Regions from separate parts of the Homo sapiens genome. Here region 1 is linked to region 2. A link is a loop called in an ENCODE intact Hi-C map of the cell type or tissue named here. Cell type or tissue: ascending aorta. All regions are shown on one strand. Each heading gives the region's core, and the rest is flanking DNA. Links, peaks and the distances in the headings are about the cores only.

Region 1 (2,913 bases), core at 132-2,631, 210 kb before region 2:
TTTAACCAATTCCCTATTGATGGACATTTAGATTGTCTTCAAATGTTTTTAAAATGAACAATTTATCTATAAATCTTGGACCTGATGTTTAATTACTGTCTTAGGAGGTATTCCTAGACTCTGGATCAAAGAGTTTTTCCACTTGCAAACTGCTTTGTTAACTATAACTAAATTAACTTCCAGAAACTTTTTTTTCTTTTTGAGTTAGAATCTCACTCTGTCACCCAGGCTGGAGTGCAGTGGTGCAGTCATGGCTCACTGCGGCCTCAACCTCCTGGGTTCAAGCAATCCTCCTGCCTCAGCCTCCTGAGTAGCTAGGACTACAGGTGTGCCCCACAATGCTCAGCGAATTTTTTGTAGAGACAGGTTGTACAGGCTGGTCTTGAACTCTGGGCTTCAGGCAATCCCCCTGCCTCAGCCTCCCAAAGTGTTGGGATTACAGATGTGAGGCACCGCACCCAGCCTCAGAAAGGTTTTAAGAGAATCAAATTAGTTTTCACTTTTGCATGGACCAAGGCATGGAGAGATTCAATATCTTGCTGAAGGTAGTTCAGTTACTCACCAAGGTGCTTACAGATCCATCTGTTAAAAATCTTAATATTTTGGAACTAGAGAGACCCACTGAAATCACTTAATCCAAACCTACCATTTGTGTAGACAATTGAGGAAGGAAGGTGTATAATTCTTTTTTTAAATTTTTTTTAGATGGAGTCTCACTCTGTCACCCAGGCTGGGGTGCAGTGGCATGATCTCGGCTCACTGCAACCTCCGCCCTGTGGGTTCAAGCGATTCTCCTGCCTCAGCCTCCTCAATAGCTGGGATTATAGGCGTGTGCCACCAGGCCTTGCTAATTTTTGTATTTTTAGTAGACATGCGGTTTCACCATGTTAGCCAGGCTGGTCTATAACTCCTGACCTCAGGTGATCCTCCCACCTCGGCCTCCCAAAGTGCTGGGATTACAGGCATGAGCCGCTGCACCCGGCCATGGAAGGAAGGTGTGTAATTCTTGAACCCAGGGCTATCTCTCTCCAGTCATCCTTTGAGTTGGAGGATGGTGTCTGCAACTTGAAATGAGGTCATCCTACCAATATAATGCTATAAGCTCTAGATTTTTCTTCAATGGGTTTATATTTTTCTGGCACCACAAATTCAACCAACCCCACCCTGTAGACCACAGACAGGGTGTAGACAGAATCTCAGATCCGGTGCCTTAAAACAATTTTTTTTAAACCTGGAAATGTTTCTCTTCAAGCCCCTTCTAGATGTAAGATTCAGGAATGCTCTTTAGGTAGTTTCCTTAGAATCCTATGTGCTTAGTAGCTGGCCCTTCCTAATGACCACTAGGCGTCAGACTTTCCCATCTCTCCTCCAACTGTGCTGCTTACTCAGTAATTAACTCATTTGCTTGGAGTCATTAGCTCTTATCTAAGGGGACTTCTTTGTCATCATGTGAACATGGTCATTATGATGCAGAATCCTAGCAGATTTCAACAGGACTGATTAAGTTTGCCTGTCTCCTAGTTACGGCTTTTCAACAGGGCTCTTCATTGCAAATACCGAGCCTTAAACCAAGGGGAAAGTAGAAGAACGACCAATAACCAATGCCTTTCACCATTCCCAAGCGAAGCCACAGAATGCTACTTCCTGTCACTGCACTGCACAGATATAAGTACCCCCATTGCTAATGGGGTGCTGGCGTGCGCAGCTCTGAGCACTCTCCCTCATTCATCTTAAGGATAATGCAATGCCAATGCAGTTAACAACAGGCTCTGAATTCTGTATGTCAGGTAGGTTGAAATAGAACAGCATGTCATCGACCATGTATTCAGTGTCTGTCACATACAGGGCACTACACCTGAAATCCAAAAAGGGATATTTTCATTCATTTGGTCAGTCAACTATTCAAAAAGTATTTTTTAAACATCTGCCAGGCGCTAGGGATCCTGTGATGAAGAAAATGACATGTGGCAAATACACCAGCAGCACAGCTTGAGTAATGCAAGACCACTTTCACACCACATCCAAGTCCAGGCTGCTTGGCCCCTCCTGCCTTAGAAGAGGCTGTATAGATGGGATTAAAGCCATGGCCCATGTCTCCGACTCAAACTGACTTTTTGCCTGCAAGCTATGTCATCTTCTTGGAGGAACTGAATGTTATAGACTCATCATTTCCCCACTTCCTTCTCTCCCTACCTGACAACATCCTTGAGAGAATGAGACAAACAGCAACTCATCTCAGATAGGGGAGAACTGAGAGACAGAGAAAGTAGAAGAGGTTTTTTTCAAGTCACATAGAAGAACAGAGGCCAAACTAGAATTCCGGACTCCATGAGCTACTTTATTTGGAACCCATGGACATGGTTTTCAACCAAGACACAGATACACAGATAATAACACCAGGTAGAGTTTCTTTTCCCTCCCTCCCTTCCTCCCTCCCTTCCTTCGTTCCTCCCTCCCTCCCTTCCTTCCTTCCTTTCTCTCTCTCTCTTCCTTTTTTTTTTTTTTGACAGGGTCTCGCCCTGTTACCCAGGCTGCAGTAGCAGGATCATGATTCATTGCAGCCATGATCTCCTGGGCTCAAGCGATTGTCCCACCTCAGCCTCCCAAATAGCTGGGACTACAGGCATGTGCCACCACGCCCAGTTAATTTTTTTTTAATTTTTAAATGTTTAGTTTTTTGCTTTTAGTAGAGACGAGATCTCACTGTGTCGCTCCTGAGCTAAAACAATCTTCCTGCCTCGGCCTCTCGAACTGTTAGGATTACAAGCAGAAGCCACTGTGCCTGGCCCTAAACAGAGTTTCTTACCAAAAACAGCCACTTAGCAAATATTAGGAGACTGATGAATGAGAATGGAATGCTTCATTTTGTGAACTAGTTTCCGTGAAACATAGTATCCTGCCTATAATGGCTCT
Region 2 (2,913 bases), core at 162-2,661:
ATTCTTAAAATGTATCACATTCTCTTCAGTGAAGATAGTATAATTATAGAAAAAATCATGATATCTAAACAATATGTATGTTTTAACTTTTTGATCATAAATTGAATAGTAGAAGAATCCAAAGCCTGGGGAAATCCTTTAGGGAAGGGAGGAAACAAAACATAATGTTGTAGCACTATACATTTTAAAAATTATTTTCTTTTGTTGGAACTATTTAAATTTTAGGAATAAAATTCTAGCCACAAGACCTTAATAGGCACAGGATCAACGTTATCCTCAAACTTATTTTCCATTAGAAGAATTCCTGAAAACAGGTTGGGCACGGTGATTCATGCCTGTAACCCAACACTTTGGGAGGCTGAGGTGGGTCAATCACTTGAGGCCAGGAGTTCAAGACCAGCCTGGCCAACGTGGCGAAACTCTATCTTCTACTCAAAATACAAAAATTAGCTGGGAGTGGTGGCACACATCTGTAATACCAGCTACTCGGGAAGATGAGGCACGAGAATCACTTGAACCTGGGAGGCAGAGGTTGCAGTGAGCTGAGATCACGCCACTGCACTCCAGCCTGGGCGACAGAGAGAGACTCGGTATCAAAAAAACAAAACAAACAAACAAACAAAAAAACAAAAAAAGAAGAAGAATTCCTGAAAAAAATCCTCATTTCTTTCTATTGCAAAGAGTTATTATTAATTCCAAAAACCTTACTCATGAGAGGTTTTACATTGTCAGAAAATAGCACAGGAATTTTTAGGAACTGAAAGAGACAATGAAAGTGATTTGCATATAAATAGTTGCTAATAGAATGATTCATCCAGAAAGTAGTTCGAAGAGATAAAATACTTGAGTAAAGAAATTCGAAAGATGAGAAAACAAAAAATCAAATGATAATACAATTCCAAAAACAAAATGGGAATTATCTGCCTAATCTTTGGCCCACAAAAAAATCTATATGAACCTACATCTTTAAGAATGACTTTAAAAGGCAAGGAAAACCACATGCAAAATTCAGAGAACATTAATATTTACCAGCAATTCTAGAAGAAATTCTTTATCAAAAGTTGTGTCTTCATTTTTAGGAAGAGTTGGCAACAAGCAGAGGTATGATGCCACCTGGTGGAGTGTGTTTGAACTGCAGAATAGAGAACAATATTTTATTCATAGTAACTTACTTCACTTCACTTTTGAAACATGTATTTTTACAAATAGCTTAAAAAAGCAAATATAATACTATGACATGGGCAGCAAATATCAAAAACCAGCAATGAAAATTAAGGCTTTAGTGCAGGGTTCTCAAAATATTTTCTGCAAACCTCTCATTGTACCCAAGATCCTTCTGGGCAGTCCCCAAGAACACTTTTAAATATTAATACCGGCAGGGCAAGGTGGCTCAGGCCTGTAATCTCAGCACTTTGGGAGGCCGAGGCAGGCAGATCCCGGGGTCAGGAGATCGAGACTATGCTGGCTAACATGGTGAAATTCCGTCTCTACTAAAAATACAAAAAATTAGCCGGGCGTGGTGGCGGGCGCCTGTAGTCCCAGCTACTCGGGAGGCTGAGGCAGGAAAATGGCGTGAACCCGGGAGGCGGAGCTTGCAGTGAGCCGAGATCGCGCCACTGTACTCCAGCCTGGGCGACAAAGCGAGACTCCGTCTCAAAAATAATAACAATAATAATAACAATACTAAGACATTGTTTCACAGTTTTATTTAAGAATGTCCTTGATGAAGCAGTAAAAAAAAATTAATACTATTAAATTTGGACTCGAGTACCTGTTTTATTTTAAATTCTGTGACAAAATGGGAAGTACATATTTTGCACACAACTTTTACTTTAAAAAACAACAAACTGTTGGACCGGGTGCAGTGTCTCACACCTGTAATCCCAGTACTTTGAGGCCGAGGTGGGCGGATCACAAGGTCAGGAGTTTGAGATCAGCCTGGACAATATGGTGAAACCCCGTCTCTACTAAAAATACGAAAATTAGCCAGGCGTGGTGGTGAGCGCCTGTAGTCCCAGCTACTCAGGAGGCTGAGGCAGGAGAATCGCTTAAACCCAGGAGGCAGAGGTTGCAGTGAGCCGAGATTGCACCACTGCACTCCAGCCTGGGCAAAAGAGCGAGACTCCATCTCAAAAAAAAAAAAAAAAAAAATGACAAACTGTTTATACCAGCCTTGGACAAATGGCCAATTTTTTTTCAAATTTCAAATTTTGAATGAAATAAGACTATAATTTCAAGGAAAACAACTATCAGTATTTGCTGTCAATGATAAAATTTGAACTTCCATGTGAACGTGAAAAATTAGAATTTTGGAAAACTGGTATTTGCCACCATGAGCTTCATAGCTTTCCACTATTTAACTGGTTTCATCACCTCCCCAAAATCCCTTATGCTAATTTATAGCAAATCCTCCTCTCCATCCCAGCCCAGCAACCATAATCAGTTTTCTATTTGTAATTTTATCTTTTCCAGGAGGTCAAATAAATGGAATCACACATTAGGTAGTCTTTTTTCTTGCTTGTTTTTTGAGACGAGTCTCACTCTGTTGCCCAGACTGGAGTGCAGTGGCATGATCTCAGCTCACTGTTACCTCCACCTCCCGGGCTTAAGCAATCCTCCCACCTCAGCCTCCCGAATAGGTGGAACCACAGGTGCCCACCACCACACTCGGCTAAATTTTTGTATTTTTGGTAGAGACGAGGTTTCACCATGTTGCCCAGGCTGGTCTCAAACTCCTAAGCTCAAGTGATCTGCCTGCCTTGGCCTCCCAAAGTGCTGGGATTACAGGTGTGAGCCACCATGCCTGGTCTTAGGTAGGTAGCCTTTTGAATGGCTGCTTTTACTTAGCATAATGCATTTGAGCATTTGAGATTCACCCACACTGTATATTTATCTGTAGTTGGTTCCTTTACG

The links. Peaks named below come from ENCODE experiments on the same cell type or tissue, not always from the same donor. Only the 100,000 strongest peaks of a DNase experiment are listed, where the experiment ranks them.
Region 1: a loop joins it to region 2, with 12 times the contacts of the local background. A loop is called at or near these places in 75 of 110 quality-filtered maps.

What each region holds. Positions count from the first base shown.
Region 1 is chr15:34,707,183-34,710,095 of GRCh38, forward strand. No RefSeq gene overlaps it. Among named protein-coding and RNA genes, the nearest start is that of GJD2, 46 kb to the right of the region's middle. In ascending aorta, for the core only: a CTCF peak has its summit at 1,333 (motif pointing right); no DNase peak of the experiment used is centred there; H3K27ac peaks cover 561 bases.
Region 2 is chr15:34,919,303-34,922,215 of GRCh38, forward strand. AQR (aquarius intron-binding spliceosomal factor) reads right to left here. Exons shown (of 35, transcript NM_014691.3): 14 at 1,030-1,132. Among named protein-coding and RNA genes, the nearest start is that of AQR, 49 kb to the right of the region's middle. In ascending aorta, for the core only: a CTCF peak has its summit at 1,126 (motif pointing left); a DNase peak (open chromatin) is centred at 1,119; H3K27ac peaks cover 294 bases.